Linked DNA regions of Homo sapiens: region 2 is linked to region 1. A link is a loop called in an ENCODE intact Hi-C map of the cell type or tissue named here. Cell type or tissue: PC-9. All regions are shown on one strand. Each heading gives the region's core, and the rest is flanking DNA. Links, peaks and the distances in the headings are about the cores only.

Evidence for each region. A loop is a pair of places that touch in the nucleus more often than their neighbours do. Peaks named below come from ENCODE experiments on the same cell type or tissue, not always from the same donor. Only the 100,000 strongest peaks of a DNase experiment are listed, where the experiment ranks them.
Region 2: it touches region 1 in a loop (1.9-fold over the local background); 1 of 110 quality-filtered maps calls a loop at or near these places.

The regions. Positions count from the first base shown.
Region 1 is chr22:38,294,829-38,304,948 of GRCh38, reverse strand. It overlaps TPTEP2-CSNK1E (TPTEP2-CSNK1E readthrough), which reads left to right. Exons shown (of 15, transcript NM_001289912.2): 7 at 1,701-1,811; 8 at 1,940-2,088; 9 at 3,997-4,225; 10 at 4,884-5,054; 11 at 6,015-6,163. CSNK1E (casein kinase 1 epsilon) reads left to right here. Exons shown (of 11, transcript NM_152221.3): 3 at 1,701-1,811; 4 at 1,940-2,088; 5 at 3,997-4,225; 6 at 4,884-5,054; 7 at 6,015-6,163. Among named protein-coding and RNA genes, the nearest start is that of CSNK1E, 18 kb to the left of the region's middle. RefSeq lists enhancers at 4,874-5,547, 5,430-6,630. In PC-9, for the core only: a CTCF peak has its summit at 6,458 (motif pointing left); DNase peaks (open chromatin) are centred at 4,588, 5,018, 5,478 and 6,108; H3K4me3 peaks cover 1,615 bases; H3K27ac peaks cover 5,000 bases.
Region 2 is chr22:38,139,052-38,149,171 of GRCh38, reverse strand. It overlaps PLA2G6 (phospholipase A2 group VI), which reads left to right. Exons shown (of 17, transcript NM_003560.4): 3 at 3,519-3,734; 4 at 5,884-6,067; 5 at 9,003-9,190. Among named protein-coding and RNA genes, the nearest start is that of BAIAP2L2, 33 kb to the right of the region's middle. RefSeq lists an enhancer at 5,923-6,423. In PC-9, for the core only: a CTCF peak has its summit at 4,941 (motif pointing right); DNase peaks (open chromatin) are centred at 3,221, 5,011 and 5,601; H3K27ac peaks cover 2,833 bases.

The DNA.
Region 1 (10,120 bases), core at 3,396-8,395:
GGTTTCACCACCTTGGCTGGGCTGGTCTCGGACTCCTGACCTTGTGATCCACCCGCCTCAGCCTCCCAAAGTATTGGGATTACGGGCGTGAGCCACTGTGCCTGGCCTCGGGTAGAATGTTTTCAAGGTGCACTCGTGTCGTAGCGTGTATCGGTACTTTATTCCTCTTTATTGCTGAATAATATTCCGCCGCATGGAGGCACTGCATTCCATTCATCCTTGCATCTGTGACAGATGTTTGTTGTTTCCACCCTCTGGCTGCTGTGAGGAGTGCACCCCTGGGACCAGGGTCATTGTGTGAAGCAGGCATCCTTTCCTCTTCACTGCCGCCTGGGATTCCCTGGTGACTGCGCCACTGTTCCTGTTCTTCTGCTGCTGAGCACTTGGGCTGTTTGCTCCTGTGTCCATCCTTGTCCTGTCCCCCTGGTGCACACGTGTTTCTGAAGGATGTACACTCAGGAGTGGGGTTGCTTGGGCGAGCGTTTGTTTATGTTCAGCTTCACCCAAGAGGTGCACAGGGGCTGTGCCAACTCACACCCACACCTTTATTTCTTATATACAAACTTTTCCTCTACTTGAGATTTCTCCTGGTTGTGGTGTGAGCCATGGTGTCTTTTCTCAGGTGGCCAGCCGGTTGTTCAGGGACATTATTAATGAACAGTCTCATCTTTTCCTCTGATGTGAGGTCCTGCCTTTCTCCTGTCTTGAACTCCTCCTGAGGCTGTGTCCCTGGGGGTTGTTCTGGCCTGTTTGTGTCCTGTTGCGACACTGTCCTACTCCTCCTGCTGGGCTCGCTGCTGGCCCCAGGAAGGAGACACCCTGTCGCCCAGCCTAGCCCCAGCCCTTCATCTCATCCACCCATACAGCCAGGGAAACTGAGGCAAGGTACACTTTGGGCTTGGTCTTTCTTGTGACTTCTTGAGTTGGGCAGTGGGCCCAGGCAGAGAGCGGGGCCTTGGTGTGTGTGAGGGTATTTTCTTAGAGCCCCTTGAGAAGCCAGGAGTGGACTGGGGGAGACGGGGAGGTGCAGGCAGGACCTCTGACCTATGCTGGAGGCCAGCAGAGCCGGGGTTGATCTCAAGGCCGCCATTTACAGGTCAGGTGACCTTGAGCTGGGTCTCTAGCTGGGTCTCTGTTTTCTCATCTCTACAAGGGGGTTGAGAATCGAATGAGACACTGGATTAGAATGTGCAGGGCTGCCTCTGAAGGCATCAGCATTGACTGAGGGGTTGCTGCGGCTGTCCCATCCTCATCCTGTAGGCCAGGGTGGTCCTGGCTTGTTCTGGTGTGTTCGGCAGCCCAGCCCCATTGGGCCTCTTCTGCACGTGCCACCATCTCAACCCGACAGACCTCACTGCCTGAATTTGCTCTAGGACTCAGCCCCCTCCCTTAGGTGGTCTGTGAGCCTTTTGCATACCTGACCCTTGCCCCACTCACATCGGGCCTTCTTGTCGCCCCAACCTGTGGCCCTGGGTAGCCCTTGTGTGTCACCTCTGTCCCTCACAGCGCTGACCTTCTTTCCCCTCAGGAACCCTTTGCCGGGGCTCCTTTGCCCCCTTCCCAGCCTCCCCCAAGAGCTCCTCAAGGGCAGATGGCCCCGGGCCCGGCACACGCCAGATCTCAGAAATGCTTAGTGGGGCGCCTGGGACTGCCTGGCCTTTGAGGGTGACCCTGGTCCCTTGCCTCCCTGCCCCGGGCAGGTGCCAACATCGCCTCTGGTGAGGAAGTCGCCATCAAGCTGGAGTGTGTGAAGACAAAGCACCCCCAGCTGCACATCGAGAGCAAGTTCTACAAGATGATGCAGGGTGGCGGTGAGCGCAGGGTGGGCGGCGGCGGGCGCCGGGTGGGTGGCGGTGGGCAGCCATGAGCACAGGGTGGGCCGGGCGTGGCTGGCTGCCTGCCTCTGACCCCTGACAGAGGCCCTCTGCTTGACCCCCAGTGGGGATCCCGTCCATCAAGTGGTGCGGAGCTGAGGGCGACTACAACGTGATGGTCATGGAGCTGCTGGGGCCTAGCCTCGAGGACCTGTTCAACTTCTGTTCCCGCAAATTCAGCCTCAAGACGGTGCTGCTCTTGGCCGACCAGATGGTGAGTCCCCGTCCCCTCCATCCCCAGCCAGATGCCTGTGGGCCCAGGATACCAGCCCTGCCTCCTGCCCCCAGAGGATGCCAGAGGATGGGCCTGGGCCAGGGGACCTTGTCCACTGGCTATAGAATTGTAGGTGTTTATTTATTTTTTGAGGCGGAGTCTCACTCTGTCGCCCAGGCTGGAGCGCAGTGGTGCGATCTCAGCTCGTTGCAACATCCGCCTCCCAGGTTCACGCGATTCTCCTGCCTCAGCCTCATGAGTAGCTGGGATTACAGGCACCTGCCACCACGCTGGGCTAATTTTTGTATTTTTAGTAGAGACAGAGTTTTACCAAGTGATCCGCCCATCTTAGCCTCTCAAAGTGCTGGGATTACAGGCGTGAGCCACCGTGCCCAGCCAAGTTGTTTATTTAAAATGTGATTTCAGGCCCAACTCCAGACCTGCCGAGTCAGGGCCTGGGACTCTGCCTGGGGTAGTTTTATTTATTTATTTCAAAAATATCATTTAATTGTAAGAAATAGAGATGGGGGTCTCACTGTGTTGACCAGGCTGGTCTCAAACTCCTGGCCTTGAGCAGTCTTCCCATCTTGGCCTCCCAAGATGGGAATTAACACGGGATCACAGGCATGATCCACCACGTCTGGCCTGCCCTGGGTAATGTAAAGCCTGCGGTCGGTCACACAGACCTGGTCCTGTTCCAGACCAGTGACCGTAGGTGAACGCCGAACCTCTCTGAGCCTCAGTGGCCTCATGTGAGAGTCTCTCCTTTGTTGGTTGTTGAGGGGATTAGGTGAGATACCATTCAGCGCCTTGCCAAAACAGGCCCCTCTAACAGGCTGTTGTTAAGTACTAAGCCCTTCATCAGCATAGGGAGGAAAGCTTCTTAAAAATACAAAACTGTAGAATTTTGAACTTGGAATGGAATGTGGAGATCTCGTACAGGGGTTTTAATCTTGGTCTGCAAAAGCCCTGCGATGTAGGCTGAAGGTGTGTGAGCAGAGGGTCGCCAGAGCCCCTCATGGTGTGAAACTCAAGAAAGGTGCAGGAGATGTTGAGCTGTGCTGAACCTGGGGCCAGAGCCAGAGGCCACGGCATGTGGATGGATATTAGTTTGAGTTTTAAAAACTCGACTGAAAAGGTGGCTCAAGTCTGTAATCCCAGCACTTTGGGAGGCCGAGGCAGGCGGATCTCCTGAGATCGGGAGTTTGAGACCAGTCTGACCATCATGGTGAAACGCCATCTCTGCTAAAAATACAAAAAATTAGCCAGGTGTGGTGGCGCGTGCCTATAGTCCCAGCTATTCGGGAGGCTGAGGCAGGAAAATCACTTGAACCCTGAAGGCAGAAGTTGCAGTGAGCCGAGATTTTGCCACTGCACTCCAGCCTGGGCAACAGACCGAGACTCCATCTCAAAAAAAAAAATATCAAAGGAAAGAGGGCCATGTGCCTGTCTGAGTTTGGCATCCTTCGGAAGCCCTGTCTTTTGTGTTCTGCCTCTGTCACCTCTTCCTGGTCTAGGCTTCCCCCATGTTCCCTGCCTGCCCCTCGCCCACATCTGTTGCCTCTCTGGCTCCCTAAGTCCTGTGAGTGTGGGGCCGGGCAGGCAAGCCTTCCATGGGGAACCAGTTGCCTTTCTAGCAGACTCTTCATTTCTGGATCTTCCCATTAGCTTTCCTGCAATACTCTCTTTCTCTGTCTCACAGCCAACTTGGTGAACTCCCCCTTTAGAGTTCATCCTGATGTCACATTTTCCAGGAGGCCTTCTCTGGCCTGCCCCTTAGTTATCCTTCATGGTCGAAGGCAGGCCTTTCTCCCTCTGCCTTTCCACCTCTGTGGCCCCAGCCCCTGCCTGGCCCAGAGTGCTAGGCAAGGGCCCCTCTGTTGAACAAATGGCCCCCCTCCTCCCCAGATCAGCCGCATCGAGTATATCCACTCCAAGAACTTCATCCACCGGGACGTCAAGCCCGACAACTTCCTCATGGGGCTGGGGAAGAAGGGCAACCTGGTCTACATCATCGACTTCGGCCTGGCCAAGAAGTACCGGGACGCCCGCACCCACCAGCACATTCCCTACCGGGAAAACAAGAACCTGACCGGCACGGCCCGCTACGCTTCCATCAACACGCACCTGGGCATTGGTGAGGGAGCCAGGCCTGGAGCAGTGTGCACCCGGGGCCACTGGCTGGGGCCCAGCTCTCTGGAGCCCTCTCACCCCCTACCCTGATGGAGGCCCCCAGGCTCTTTTCTAGTGAGAAAGTCCCCACCCCGTCTGCCCCCAAGCTCGTGCTTATTCCGTGTCCTTGCACAGTCGGGTCTTCCCCTTCGTAAGCCAAGCTGTGTGTGCCGGGCGCCTTCCCTGGCCCTGCTTCCTCCTCCGCCCTGTTGGTGCAGGCTGGAAGATACAGGCTCAGAGGTTTAACATGGGTTGCTTAAGGTCATGCAGCTTAGCTAATGCCAAAGCTGGACTTGACCCCGGCCCTGTCTGATGCTGAAGCTTGTGACCTCTCCACGGGGTGGGCCAGGCAAGGGGGCAGTAGGTGCCCTCTCATAGTCATTGAATGATTAAGTGCCTGAACTGGAAAAACTAGGCCCAAATTAAGTTGAGAAGGCCCTGCCTCAGGCTTCTTCTCTGTAGGAGGAGGATAATAGCAGTGCCTGTTTAAAATGCGTGCAGTGAGCAACATCCGACGTGGGGGCAGGAGGGTCCTGGTGCATTGTGAGGAGCATGACCCAGAGGATGAGTTAGGGGCCTGAGTGGACCCCTGTCCCTCACCTAGTCTTTGACTCTCTGTGCAGAGCAAAGCCGTCGAGATGACCTGGAGAGCCTGGGCTACGTGCTCATGTACTTCAACCTGGGCTCCCTGCCCTGGCAGGGGCTCAAAGCAGCCACCAAGCGCCAGAAGTATGAACGGATCAGCGAGAAGAAGATGTCAACGCCCATCGAGGTCCTCTGCAAAGGCTATCCCTGTGAGTAGCCCAGTGGGAGGGGACATGCCTGGGGGCCCCTGAGGCACTGTCTAAGGGAAAGGTGAGGCCATACAAAGCCCACGCTGGGGCTAGGCGCGGTGGTTCACGCCTGCAGTCCTGGCACTTTGGGAGGCCAAGGCAGGTGGATCATGAGGTCAGGAGGTCGAGACCAGCCTGAGTAACATGGTGAAACCCTGTCTCTACTAAAAATACAAAAATTAGCCCCACCTGTAATCCCAGCTACTCAGGAGGCTGAGGCAGGAGAATTGCTTGAACCTGGGAAGCGGAGGTTGCAGTGAGCCGAGATTGCACCATTGCACTCCAGTCTGGGTGACAGAGCGAGACATCATCTCAAAAACAACAACAACAAAGCCCACACTGGGCTGCCCCACAGCCCTTGGCACCTGAGCAGTAATCCCTGGCTCTTTGCCACTCCTTGGCACAGCCAGAAGGCCCGGTTTCCCTGTCCTGGCTGTTACACCTGTTGCTTCCCGGCCTACATTCCTGCCTCATCTCCCAAGGGCCCTCTCCCCAGTGTTTTTGAGGAGGAATTGGAAGTTTTCCTCTTCTTGCTTAGGTTGTGTTAGAAGGTCCCGTCAGGCTCTTGCAGTCCTTTGAATTTATGGCAACGATTGATCTGTGGGCCCCAGGGTGCTTGGCGAGGGCAGCGGAAGAGCTGTGGGCATGGATGGCTCCTGGATCCGGCTACCTGGCAGAGGCTCCTGGCCACTGTTCGCAGGTCTTCCCTTGCTCTGAAAGCAGCAGAGGCTCTGCTCACGGGCAGGCTAGGCTTTCATCACAGTAGGATAGGGAAGGCCATGGCTCTGTTGCCTCCTTTTCTTGCCTCTCACAGATTGGAAGTATCTAGGGACAGTGGGTGGCTAGGACAGTGCTGGCTGCAGGGGGTCTGGGAGCGTGGGCCTCACAGTGGCCTTCTCTATCCTCTGCAACACCCTCCAGCCGAATTCTCAACATACCTCAACTTCTGCCGCTCCCTGCGGTTTGACGACAAGCCCGACTACTCTTACCTACGTCAGCTCTTCCGCAACCTCTTCCACCGGCAGGGCTTCTCCTATGACTACGTCTTTGACTGGAACATGCTGAAATTCGTGAGTCACCTGGAGGCCAAGGCGGGCTTGGGGGACTGGATGGGGAAGGCCCTGACTCAGAGGGCCAGAGTGAGCTGGTGGCGGGAGGGGCTCCCGACAGACGGGAGGTACGAGCTGGACAGTGTGGTTGACCTCACTGGGGTCCCAGAGCCCTCCAGCCTCATCCGTGCTGACAGCTTGTGCCACCATGGGCAGCAGGGCCCAGGCAGGGCGCTGTCTCCCGTCGGAACAAGGAGGATCTGGCTTCACCTGGGGTCCCTCCTGGGTGCCCGCAGCAGGGCATGGGTGGTGCTGGCGGCGCCCCCTGCTGCCCTGATTGCTGCCTACACCGTCCTGCTGCTCCTGTTCTGCACATCCCAGGTGGCTACCTGCACCATGGCCCCTCGGGCCAGCCTGGACCCAGTCATGGTGCTTGCTTTCTTCTTGGTCATGGGCCCCTGGGTCTGGCTAGGCAGTTGTTCTGTTTCCCTCTTTTAAGAGTCCCAGGGGTGGGGTTGGGTGGGGAGCAGCATTGGCCGGCCGTACCCAGAGCTCTGGAATCTGTGAAATTGTATGTCTTGTTTCACATCTCTTCTGGAAAAGGGGGCTTCCTCGAGCCAGGCTCAGCCCCGTGACAGCCCCATGACAGCGAAGGGACCTTTCTGTCCCCGCCCCTGTCCCTGTGCTGGGCCCACGTACTCACCCACGTACTGGTAAGGATCCTCTGAGGTCTGGCTTTTCCAAAATTTGCCACTTGACCAGTGAGCGCAAGAGGCTGAGCCTCAGCTGTGCTTTTTGTCCCTTTCAGGTGCCCGGCTCCCCTGGGCACCCAGAGCCCCCCAGATAGGCCGGTGGAGGAGGTGGAGGAGCTGTCCCCCCAAAACTACTGGCCTGTGGTCTGGACTCCAGGGCCCCATTTCTGATGTCGCCAGGTGTGCCTGAGCCCATCGGGGCCAGGCCTGAGGAAGTGTTTCTTGGGAGGATGGGATGACCCCCTGTTCCCAAGAGATGGCAGCACAGTGGAGGCCATGGTGGAAAAGGCCCTGCCATGGGGTCCTTGAGGGCCAGGACAGCCTGAGGGAGGGATGGTGGCCACTGCCCACAAGGGGCCTGGTGGGAACGGGTCCCAGGACAGACTCATAGCTAGACCCCGTTGGCGGCCTCTGTGTTGAACCAGAACTCATTAAACACCTCCTCTTGCTTCATCCTGGTGTGCCTCTTTCATGGCAGGGCCCTCAGCCACCCTGCTAGATGGTTAGGACCAAGGCTCTGTTCTCCTGGAAGCCAAGGTCGGCACATTGGTCTTGGGCTTCTCTTCTCTCTGGGTTTCTTGTTCACTAAGGAGTAACACAGAGGTCAGGCAGAGAATGGGGGTCTCGCAGGCTAGGGACCTCAGGGAGAGGCCTCTGTTGCCCTTTTCAGCAAGGCTGGAAATGGGATATGGGCAGGGGACGTCTTCTCTGACTTCACCCTAGACCTTCTGGCTCCAAATGGGGCCCATGGCCTTGAGCACCTGGGACCAGCTCTTTCCACCACAGGGCATTGGGCACTGGGCACTTTCTTATCGAGATAGTCACTCCCACGTCTGGTTCGTGATGGGCTTGGCCCTCCAGCTCAGCACAACTGCAAGAATGGATTTTGTATTCTCTAGACGGACACTGTCCAAGATGGTAGCCATTGGCCACATGCGACACATTTTTAATGAATTAAAATTAATCAAGACTGGAAATGTCGGCCAGGCCTGGTGGCTCATGCCTGTAATCCCAGCACTTTGGGAGGCCATAGAGGGCGGATGACTTGAGGTCAGGAGTTTAAGACCAGCCTGGCCAACATGGTGAAACCCATTTCTACTAAAAACACAAAAATTAGCTGGGCATGGTGGTGTGTTCCTGTAATCCCAGCTGCTTGGGAGGCTGAGGCAGGAGAATCGCTTGAACCCAGGAGGCAGAGATTGGAGTGAGCTGAGATCATGCCACTGCCCTCCAGTGGCCACCACATCCGGCAAGGCAGATGGGACCATTTCCTTCATCCAGAACGTTCTGTGGACATCACTGCTCTAGGTTCCTCCCTTATGGAGTCTCACAAGACTGTCTAGCCAGCAAGATCTCTTTTCCAACCAGGCCAGGAGCACCTCTCCACCCACTGCTGCTGGTCTGACCGCCTTCCTGGAAGTCCCTCTTGAGGCAGGCCCTGGAGTTAGAAGCTGGGCAGAGGCACCCACAGCCTTATCCTTTGCCAATCTCTGACTCAATGCCACGGCCACTGTAGTGAGCTGAACCACCTCCAGCAGTCCCCTGGCAGAAGCACCTGGAAAACATGCAATGGGAACCTTCACCCTGAGGCCAGGCCCTTCCCATGCTACCCAACAGTAGACAGGACACCCTGTGTTGTTGGCTGCACCGGGGTGCTGGGATCTGTGGATCCCTGGGGCCTGGAAGCCACTCTCAGCACATACAGCCACTGTGTTCCGAGGTCCAGTCAGCTGGCCGGGAAGGAATTCAACACAGCCAAGGACAGAGGTCCATATGATGACGGGTGGATGCTCGTGTGACTTTGCTGACCTTTTATGTTTTCTATGGGCAATAAAGGCCAAGAGAGCTCCCTGCTGTGTGTTTCTTGCGTCCTATGGGTTGGATGGGACCATGGAGAGTCGCCCACTTCTTGCCTCGGGGCTGGCAATGGCCTGAGCCTGCTGGGCTCACAAAGGGCAGGGGCTCCAGCCCTCTGCTTGGCTGCTGGCTGCAGGGCTCCACACCTTGGAGTGAGTCACTCAGCCTCTGTATCCCAAGCATGGAAATGAGATTGACCTGCCTCACAGGGTTGATGTGACTCTGCCCGCAGAAGGTTCGGCACGGAGGTGCCACAGCTCGTGTTCCTCCCCAGGCTTTGCTGTGGCTCTGGCTGAGTCACTGTTGGCCAGCCTGCAACCGAGTGGGAGCCCAGGGTGAGGACCGGAGGTCAGGAGTTAGAGCCCCGGTGGTCCCAGGCCTGCCTGAGAGGCTTCTGGGTGGGAGGATGGGAAGATGCATCTTCTAGAGTGTTCTAAGGCAAGACTCTGAACAGTGACCTCTTGGGGTGCAGAGAGCAGAGTGGGACTAGGTGGCAGAGGCCTGGGTTCAGACCCTAGCTCTGCCCTGAGCTGTGCAACCCCGGGCAGGTCACAAGGCCTCTCTGGGCCTTGGTGCCTCACTAAGATTCAGGGATCATTCTGGTCCTAGCCACTACTTCCTGGAGTTGCTTAAAGACAGGGCCCACCCCCACCTCTTGGCCAGTCTCCTGGGAGAGACATGGGTTGCAGGAACCACACCCTGTGCCCATGAGCAGGCCCCCAACTCAGCCCAGAGCTCTCTCCTCCACAGATGCGGCCCCCTTCCTGCCAGCCCCCTGCCCTTCCCTGTGGACGGCCCCAGGATGAACTAGGTAACGCAGTCGGGCGCTGCCCCCACATATGCTCTTCTCTGGCCCCTTCTCACTTCCTCCTGCACCAGGGGCGGCAGTGGCTGGACAGCAGGGCACCTGGGGGCTTAGGGTACCCCTTCTGCTCCAGCTTTGCCTGCTGGGCCTCTTCTTCCTCCGTGGGGAACGTGGCCCCATTTTCTTCTCCAGCTCCCCTTGAGCTTCTGTCCCAAGGCAGGCGGTGTCTGTGGGTTCCCTGGGCCTCCTGGCTGTGGCCTCCACTGCACCTGCCAGAAGCCATTGCCAGGTCCCGGCAGGGGGAAGGACAGCTCCCTGATGAGAAGAGCCCCTGGCTAGGTACCGGGAGAGCTGGTCTGAGTCCTAGCCCAGCCTTCCACTAGTTTTGTGACTCTGGGCCTGTTCTTTTCCCCCTCTGGACACCCCTAGCCAGTCTGCTAGAGGCCTCTAAACAGCTTTCCTGCTCGGTTTAGCAACCTTGAGTAGTTAAGGGCTCTTGGTACACAGAGGGGGGCCAGGGCAGGCCCAGCCCCAGGTCAGGAGGGCCAAGAGGTGCTCTTGATC
Region 2 (10,120 bases), core at 3,066-8,065, 160 kb after region 1:
CTGGAATGGCCGGGCGCAGTGGCTCATGCCTGTAATCCCAGCACTTTGGGAGGCTGAGGCAGGTGGATCACGAGATCAGGAGATCAAGACCATCCTGGCTAACATGGTGAAACCCCATCTCTACTAAAAATACAAAAAATTAGCTGAGCATGGTGGCACGTTCCTGTAATCCCTGCTACTCGGGAGGCTGAGGCAGGAGAATCACTTGAACCAGGAGGCAGAGGTTGCAGTGAGCCGAGATCACGCCACTGCACTCCAGCCTGGGTGACAGAGCGAGACTCCGTCTCAAAAAAAAAAAAAAAAAAAAAAAAAGAAATAATCTAGAGCCTAGTTTGATGTTTCCTTACAAAGAATGAATTTATTTTTGCTTCTCCCATTGCAACTAGGATAACCTCAGTCTAGTTTCTGGAACTGAAATCACTTGAGGCTGAACTGTGGTCTCTGTGAGAGCGTGTCTGTGTATGGCTCACCCTTATTCCTAGGCTACGTAGTTCTTTAGGACCCTAACCCAAAGTAAGAGATGTTCATCAGGGCTCTCCTCTTGGCAGACGCCTGGGCTCCAGTCCCTGTGTCCTGAGCCCCATGAGGCTGTTACTGGTGCTGCTCGTCTGCCCATCCTCTCCAGTAACAGCCACCTGAACACTGCAATTCCTGGGTTTCCATCATTCCTTCCAGCCTGGTGAGTCATCAGTGTCTTTTGAGGTATCCAGTGCCTGCCAGCAGATGTTTTTTAATAATTTGTCCAGCATTTCTGGCTGTCCTCAGTAGGTGGTCTGTTTCACATTCCCTAGTCTGCTGTTAATGGAAAGTGGAAGTTCTGAGAGAGAATCATCGTTCCCGTCAGCATTCAAATGCCTGATTACACTTTCCCCATTCGCTATCCTTTCCTTTATTTGCTCCTCACCACAGCAAAACTCCTCAAAAATATCTATCTTTGCAATCTTCAGATTCTCACATTGTGTCCTTAAACCCACTTTAATCAGGCCTTGGTTCCCTCCATTCCACTAAAAGTAATGTTGTCAAGGTCGTGCATGCCTCCGTGATGCTAATTCCAGTGATGAGTTTTCAGTTGTCATTCTCTGACATATCGGCAACACTTGATGTGGAGTACCCTGATGTTGAGAGGCTGGTGAGATGAAGGAAAAACCCAGCCAAGGGCAATGAGGAATGGCTTCCTTCCGCCTCCTCCTTCCCTATCTTTGTTGTGGTTTTTGTTGTTTCTGTAACACTGATTACGTTATAGTTTATTTAATGTACTTCCTTATTCTATGTTTTTACTTTAGTCATTTTGTTGATCTCCTCCATAATAACATAGGCTCGGGCCAAGCACAGTGGCTCACGCCTGTAATCCCAGCACTTTGGGAGACCAAGATGGGTGGATCACTTGAGGTGAGGAGTTCGAGACCAGCCTGGCCAACATGGCGAAACCCTGTGCCTACTAAAAATACAAAAATTAGCTGGGCGTGGTAGCAAGCGCCTGTAATCCCAGCTACTAGGGAGGCTGAAGCAGGAGAATTGCAGGAGAATCACTTGAACCCAGGGGGCAGAGGTTGCAGTGAGCTGAGATCGCGCCACTGCACTCCAGCCTGGGTAACAGAGTGAGACTCTGTCTCAAAAAAAAAAAAAAAAAAAAGGCTTCAGGAGGGCAGAGCATTTTATGCAATTGTTCATTAATTGACCCCTCCATTTGGCACAGATCACATGCCCAGTAGTTAACTGTTAATCAACGCACTCTCTGTGGAACAACAGGCTGGTCCCGTTGAGCCAACACTCTCTGGGCACTGCCTTCACTAGACTCTGGCTGGCTGCTGCGCTTGTAGAGGTATGCAAGACAAAACCTTTTGGTATGTTAAAAGCCCTGGTCAGAACTTTAAGTAACCATCACTGACATATAATGGTTATGGTTTTGAAAGTGCTTTTATAGTGGTTTTTCATCTGTCCTCACAGCACCTCTGGGAGGTAGGTAGGACAGGTACAGTTAGTCTCATGTTTCAAATGGGGCTCAGAGAGGGAAAAGGATTTCCCAAGATCACACAGCACCTTAGTAGCAAAACTTGGACTCAACCTCAACACTTAAAAATGAACAAAGCTGGCCGGGCGCAGTGGCTCATGCCTGTAATCCTAGCACTTTGGGAGGCCCAGGCAGGCAGGTCACCTGAGGCCAGGAGTTTAAGATCAGCCTGGCCAACATGACAAAACTCTGTCTCTTCTAAAAATACAAAAAATTAGCCGGGCATGGTGGCGGGTGCCTGTAATCCCAGCTACTCAGGAGGCTGAGGCAGGAGAATCACTTGAACCTGGGAGATGGAGGCTGCAGTGAGCCGAGATCGTGCCATTGTACTCCAGCCTGGGCAACAAGAATGAAACTCCATCTCAAAAAAAAAAAAAAGAAAAGAAAAGAAAAAGAAAAGTTTCCCTTTTTTTAAATATCTCATTTTAATGACTGCATAATAGTTTATTACATAGTTATACCATAATTTATATAATATTTTGTTGCTGTACATTTAGGTTAAACAATACTTACTTAGTTCCTACTATGAAGAGGGGCCAAGTACTCGAGGCTGGAGCTCTCACATGTGGCAATGAAATTAGAAAGTGGATATGGCAGGGCTGTGGTAAAATAAAATATAAAAATAATAAATGATATTACCAAAGAAAAGGAAAGTTTTTCAAAATAAAGGAAAATCTAGACAAGCATAGTGGCTCACACCTGTAATCCCAGTACTTTTGGAGGCTGAGGCAGGAGGAACACTTGAGGCCAGGAGTTCAAGACCAGCCTGGGCAACATAGCAAGACCCCCTGTCAACAAAAATAAAAAAAAATTAGGCCAGGCACAGTGGCTCACGGTGGCTAGTGCCTGAAATCCTAGCACTTTGAGAGGCTGAGGGGGGTGGATTGCCTGAGCTCAGGAGTTCGAGACCAGCCTGGGCAACATGGCCAAACCCCATCTCTACTAAAAACACAAAAAATTAGCCAGGTGTGGCAGCACACGCCTTTAATCCCAGCTACTCTGGAGACTGAGGTAGGAGAATTGCTTGAACCCGGGAGGTGAAGGTCGCAGTGAGGTGAGATTACAACACTGCACTCCAGCCTGGGTGACAAAATGAGACTCTATCTCAAAAAAAAAAAAAATTAGCTGGGCATGGTGGTGCATGCCTGTAATCCCAGCTACTCAGGAACTAAGGTAGGAGGATCCCTTCAGCCCAGGAATTCGAAGATGCAGTGAGTCATGATCACACCACCGCACCCCAGCCTGGGTTACAGAGCAAGACCTTGTCTCTAAAAAACAAAGAAAGTCTAACCTAAACGCCATTATGTCATTTACATGTGTATAGGGGTGTGTGTGTGTGTGTGTGTGTGTGTGTGTGTGTGTGTGTGTGTGTGTGTTTGCTTGGGAGGGGAGTCGGGCTGGAGCTGGCCAGGCCGCAGCCTGGGGACCTTCTGATTCCAGCAGGGATGTGGGCCGAGGGTCCCGCCTTACTCATTTCGGGTCTTGCTCCTCTGTCCTGGCTCTACAGACTCTTCCAGCTGGAGTTGGAGGCTGACGCCCTAGTGAATTTCCATCAGTATTCTTCCCAGCTGCTACCCTTCTATGAGAGCTCCCCTCAGGTCCTGCACACTGAGGTCCTGCAGCACCTGACCGACCTCATCCGTAACCACCCCAGCTGGTCAGTGGCCCACCTGGCTGTGGAGCTAGGGATCCGCGAGTGCTTCCATCACAGCCGTATCATCAGGTGAGCAAGGGAACAAGACCATTTGGACAACGTGTGTGTACCTGCTTGTGTGGGCAGTGGGGGCCGCAGGCCTCGGTTCCCCTCCATAGTTTGACTTAAAAAGGAGCAGGGCCTGGCATGGTCGCTCACTAACGCAGTCCCAGCACTTTGGGAGGCTGAGGAGGGAGGATCACTTGAGACTAGGAGTTCAAGACCAGCCTGGCAAAATAGCAAGACCTTGTCTCTACGAAAAAATTAAAAAATTAGCATGTGTCTATACTCCTAGCTACTTGGGATGCTGAGGCAGGAGGATTGCTTGAGCCCAGGAGTTAGAGTTTACAGTGAGCTATGATTGCACCACTGCACTTCAGCCTGGGTGACAGAATGAGACCTTGTCTCTAGGAAAAAAAAAAAAAAAAAAAAAAAGGTGCTGCGTTGCTACCAGATTAAAATGTAAGAAGGACAATGTAATGTTTCCAGAGTCCGGAGTGCTCACCAGGTGCCAGGTCTGTGGGAGCTGATTTCTACCCACCATGAAATTGAATTTTCCCAACCCCCACAAGGTATCGTCATTTTATTTTACTTTATTTTATTTTATTTTATTTTATTTTATTTTATTTTATTTTATGTTACGTTATGTTATTTTATTTTGAGACGGAGTCTTATTCTGTCACCCAGGCTGGAGTGCAGTGGCGCGATCTTGGCTCACTGCACCCTCTGCCTCCTGGGTTCAGGTGATTCTCCTGCCTCAGCCTCCGGAATAGCTGGGATTACAGTAATGTGCCATCATGCCCGGGTAATTTTTTTTTTTTTTTTTTTTTTTTTTGAGACGGAGTCTCGCTCTGTCGCCCAGGCTGGAGTGCAGTGGCGCGATCTCGGCTCACTGCAAGCTCCGCCTCCCGGGTTCACGCCATTCTCCTGCCTCAGCCTCCCGCGTAGCTGGGACTACAGGCGCCCGCCACCACGCCCGGCTAATTTTTTTGTGTTTTTTAGTAGAGACGGGGTTTCACCATGTTGGCCAGGTTGGTCTCGAACTCCTAACCTCAGGTGATCTGCCCTCCTTGGCCTCCCAAAGTGCCGGGATTACAGGCGTGAGCCACCATGCCCGGCCCAGGTATCATCATTCTAGAGAGAGCTAACAGGACTTGTGCAGGTCACTCAGCCAGAGAGGGTGAAAGAGGGGCTTGGATCCTTGGTGTCTGCCCAGGCTGCTCTTCTGGAAGCTGAAGGCCTCCTTTTGTGAATCCATTCAGCCAGCAGATGGAGCAGCTGTTGCCCCTGGTGAGGGCACTGTCCCCACCCTTGCACAGGGCACCAGTTGGCCATCTTGTGCAGAGGTAGCCACACCTCCTCTGAGTCTCTATCCTAGATAGCTCAGTTAAGCTCCCAGGCCCAGAACTCAAAACCTCACTGCTGGCCGGGCGTGGTGGCTCACACCTGTAATCCCAGCACTTTGTGAGGCCGAGGCGGGTGTATCACTTGAGGTCAGGAGTTTGAGACCAGCCTGGCCAACGTGGTGAAACCCCGTCTCTACTAAAAATACAAAAAATTAGCAAGGCGTGGTGGCGCACGCCTGTAATCCCAGCTACTCGGGAGGCTGAGGCAGGAGAATTGCTTGAACCCAGAGGCGGAGGTTGCAGTGAGCCGAGATTGTGTCACTGCATTACAGCCTGGGCAACAAGAGTGAAACTCCACCTCAAAAAAACAAAACAAAACAAAAACCCTCACTGCACTTTAGTTTCCAGGCGTGCTTTTGGACAGCACTGTCTCATCTCACCATCACTCTGTCCATTTCCTGGGGCAGGCACAGCAGCTTGTGTCGATAAGGATATTGACGCCCAGAAAGGTTAAGTGAATTGCCTGAGGCTAGTGAGATATCCGTGTTCTGTGACCCTTTCCTGTGCCACCACCCTGCCCACTTCCTGCTGGTGTGGCCCTGGGGCCCATCTCTTGTACGAGTGAGCAAACTGAACAGAAACCTGATACAGGTCACATCAGATATAATTACATTCAAATCAGCCCAACTAGCTGAGTGGCGGGAATGCTCTTGAGCTCAAATAAACCAGAAAGTCCGAGTTTCCGAGTGCACTTCCCTGCATGTGCACTTAGGTCCCCCTGCCACCTTGTACCACACCTGCTCACCTCTGCTCACCCTGGCCCTCTCCTGCAGCTGTGCCAATTGCGCGGAGAACGAGGAGGGCTGCACACCCCTGCACCTGGCCTGCCGCAAGGGTGATGGGGAGATCCTGGTGGAGCTGGTGCAGTACTGCCACACTCAGATGGATGTCACCGACTACAAGGGAGAGACCGTCTTCCATTATGCTGTCCAGGGTGACAATTCTCAGGTGCTGCAGGTGAGCAGGGGGAGGGGCAGGGTGACTGGTACTGATACCTCCCGGTGTCCACGGTTCCCTTTGGGCCCCTAGGCTCAGGTGTCACTCTCAGGCCTCTCACTGTCCCCCATTGGTCCTTGAGGCCTGAGCTCCTTCATGGAGGGTGCAGACCCCTCCCTGGCTCTTCCCTCCCAGCCCTTTTCCAGGAGCCACGTCCTCAGTCTCTTTGCTTGATAAACCTGGGGACGGCCTCCAACCCAGCAAAATAAACCCCAAAAAAGGCCCAGCTCCAGTCAGTTAGTTCAGTTCCACTTTTCCTGAGCACAAACTGTGAGCCAGATGCCTGCCTGGAGGGGCTCGTGGGCCAGCGGGACCTGGGCTTAACCTTTTGCAAGCTTGTCCAATCTGTGGCCCTGCAGGCTGCATGCAGCCCAGGACGGCTTTGAATGTGGCCCAACACAAATTCACAAACTTTCTTAAAACATTATGAGATCCATGCATGGACCTTTTTTTTAGATCAGCTGTTGTTAGCGTTCATGTATTTTATGTGTGACCCAAGACAATTCTTCTGATGTGGCCCAGGGAGGCCAAAATATTGGACAACCCTATTTTACAGGAATTCAAACCAAGCAAACCAAACTGTCTCCAGTTCCTGTAGGCATTTGTGCCAGAGGCCCTCCTGTTAACGTTTTTGATTACCTGGGCAAAAGATGTGATTTTTTAATTGTGGGCAAGCAGATGGGGTGATACTATTAAATAGCTATTTCATATATTAGATTGAACAGAAAAGGCAGGATGTTGGATTATGTTTTATTGTCTAGAATTAGAAAATTCTTCTAAAGATCATGTTCTCTCTGCCTTGGCATCAGAATGCAACTACGTTATACCAGAAAATGTGGATTCCTTTTTTTTTTTTTTTTTTTTTTTTTTTGAGACAGAGTTTCCCTATGTCTCCCAGGCTAGAGTGCAGTGGTGCGATCTCGGCTCACTGCAACCTCCACCTCCTGGGTTGAAGTGATGCTCGTGCCTCAGCTTCCTGAGTAGCTGGGATTACAGGCATGTGCCACCATGCCTGGGTAGTTTCCGTATTTTTAGTAGGGATGGGGTTTTGCCATGTTGCCCAGGCTGGTCTCCAACTCCTGGCCTTAAGTGATCCACCTGCCTCAGCCTCCCAAAATGCCGGGATTACAGGTGTGAGCCACTGTGCCCGGCCCAGAAAATGTGGATTCATATCTTATGCTTCTTGCTCTCAGGGAAGGGAATTCTCCACCCACTGTTGAACTCCACTTTCACCGAGAATCCTCTGCGCACCCAGCATGGTGCCGCGCAGACCCTGCCTCCATGCGGGGGTGTGCACACCCGCTTCTCGATAGTCATGCACGACTGCAGCTGTCCTTTATCCGGTGCTGATTGGTGCCTGACCTTGAACTGAGTGTTGTATGTGTTCCAGTTAATTCTTAGAATACACTCATGGGGTGGAGGTCATTATTCCCCTTTCCTCTCCGAAGAAACTGAGGTTCAGTGTTGTTAATTAAGAAGCGTGCCCAGGGAGGGCCACAAAGCTGAGAGAGTGGGGCTTGACCTTACATTGGCCTCGATGCCAGCCCTTTGCTCTTCCTGCTGTGTCTCTGGCCTGCCTTCAGGTCCAGTGGGACTGCTGTGAGGTGACCCTGGTGTCACATGGGTACACTGTGGTTGTAATGAACCTCATGGGGACAGCACTGAGCCAAAAGTGAGACAGTAAAACCCTCCTAGCACTTTCTTTTTTTTGAGACAGCATCTAGCTCTGTCGCCCAGGCTGGAGTGCAGTGGTGTGATTGTGGCTCACTGCAGCCTCAACCTCCTGGACTCAGGTGATCCTCCCACCTCAGCCTCCTGAGCAGCTGGGACTACAGGCTCGTGCCACCACATGGGCTAATTTTTTTTTTTTTTGAGACGGAGTCTTGCTCTGTCGCCCAGGCTGGAGTGCAGTGGCGCGATCTTGGCTCACTGCAAGCTCTGCCTCCCGGGTTCATGCCATCCTCCTGCCTCAGCCTCCAGAGTAGCTGGGACTACAGGCGCCCGCCACCACACCCGGCTAATTTTTTTTGTATTTTTAGTAGAGACAGGGTTTCACCGTGTTCGCCAGGATGGTCTTGGTCTCCTGACCTTGTGATCCGCCTGCCTCGGCCTCCCAAAGTGCTGGGATTACAGGCGTGAGCCACCACACCCAGGCCACGCCAGCTAATTTTTAAAATTTTTTTGGTAAAGATGGGGTCTCCCTATGTTGCCGAGGCTGGTATCACACTCTTGGTCTCAAGTGATCCTCTCACCTCCCAGTGTGTTGGAATTACAAGCATGAGCCACTGCGCCTGGCCCCTGGCTCTCTTTTTAATACTGCTGTTCTTTCATTGAAAACATAGTACCTGCATGTAGAAAAAAATCAGTCAGGACAGAATGAAAAGCAAGAATCATTCCCACCTGGACCCCCAGTGCCCATCCTGAGATACAGCTACCTTTTAAGTTCCTTGACTCAGAAATGTTTCATGTGAGCCACAGTCATGCCAGGTCGACCCCTTCCCTCCCATCCACACTGGCACTTGGCTTTCCTGGTGCTTCTCTTTACGTTCTTTTTTTTTAGACAGAGTTTTTGCTCTATTGCCCAGGCTAGAGTGCAATGATGCAATCTCAGCTCACTGCAACCTCTGCCTCCTGGGTTCAAGCGATTCTCTTTCCTCAGGTTCCTGAGTAGCTGGGATTACAGGTGCCTGCCACCATGCCCGGCTAATTTTTGTATCGTTAGAAGAGACGACATTTCACCATGTTGGCCAGGCTGGTCTCAAACTCTTGACCTCAGGTGATCCACCCACCTTGGCCTCCCAAAGTGCTAGGATTACAGGCATGAGCCACTGCGCCCGGCCTCTTTACGTTCTTATCAGCATCCTATGGAGTCAAACTTCCCTTCCTCTTTCATCAGCTCCTTGGAAGGAACGCAGTGGCTGGCCTGAACCAGGTGAATAACCAAGGGCTGACCCCGCTGCACCTGGCCTGCCAGCTGGGGAAGCAGGAGATGGTCCGCGTGCTGCTGCTGTGCAATGCTCGGTGCAACATCATGGGCCCCAACGGCTACCCCATCCACTCGGCCATGAAGTTCTCTCAGAAGGGGTAAGACCTCCTCCCCTCCCCATCTGCTGGCCTGCTGGGCTCCAGCTCTCCTGTCACCTGTCCCGTGCCTGAGGCAAGCAGTATCCACCATAGATCTTAGCATCTCCAGCCTCAGAGCAGAGGCCCCGGGTTCACAAGCCTCATTAGGCCCCGCCTGGCCCAAAGAAGGTGCTCCATCATTGTATCATGGGTAGGAATCTCGGTTCACAAGTTCAGCTGTGCAAGGAGGAGACTTTAAAATTTTTCTGGCTGGGCGCGGTGTCTCACGCCTGTAATCCCAACACTTTGGGAGGCTGAGGTGGGCAGATCACCTGAGGTCGGGAGTTCGAGACCAGCCTGACCAACATGAAGAAACCCCATCTCTACTAAAAAATACAAAATTAGCTGGGCGTGGTGACACATGCCTGTAATCCCAGCTACTTGGAAGGCTGAGGCAGGAGAATCGGTTGAACCCGGGAGGCGGAGGTTGCAGTGAGCCGAGATCGCACCGTTGCACTCCAGCCTGGGCAATAAGAGCGAAACTGTCTCAAAAAATAAATAAATAAATAAATAAATAAATAAATAAAAATAAATTTATTTAATGTACCTTAATTCCTAGGAGTGAATCTCCCTCTATAAAACTGGAGACAACCAATCTTAGCCCTCTTTGGGGTCTCCTCTTTCCAGCTCCCCTCCAGGTGGTGCTCCAGTTCTGGAGTCTGATGCAACCCCAAGGCCCACCTGGCCCCTCCTCTAACCCAGCCCAGCCTGATCTGAACAGCCCCCCGATGGCTTCAGTGCTCCTTGGTTTCTTGTGTGCCCAGCTCAAAGCCTGGGAAATGCTTGGTAAGGTGGCCGAGTGCCCGTCCACCTAGATGCCTCTTTCCTTTCTGGCTGGTGGCACGTTGGGAGGCAGGTACAGGCTCATGTTTTGGGAGCCTGGGAACCCCT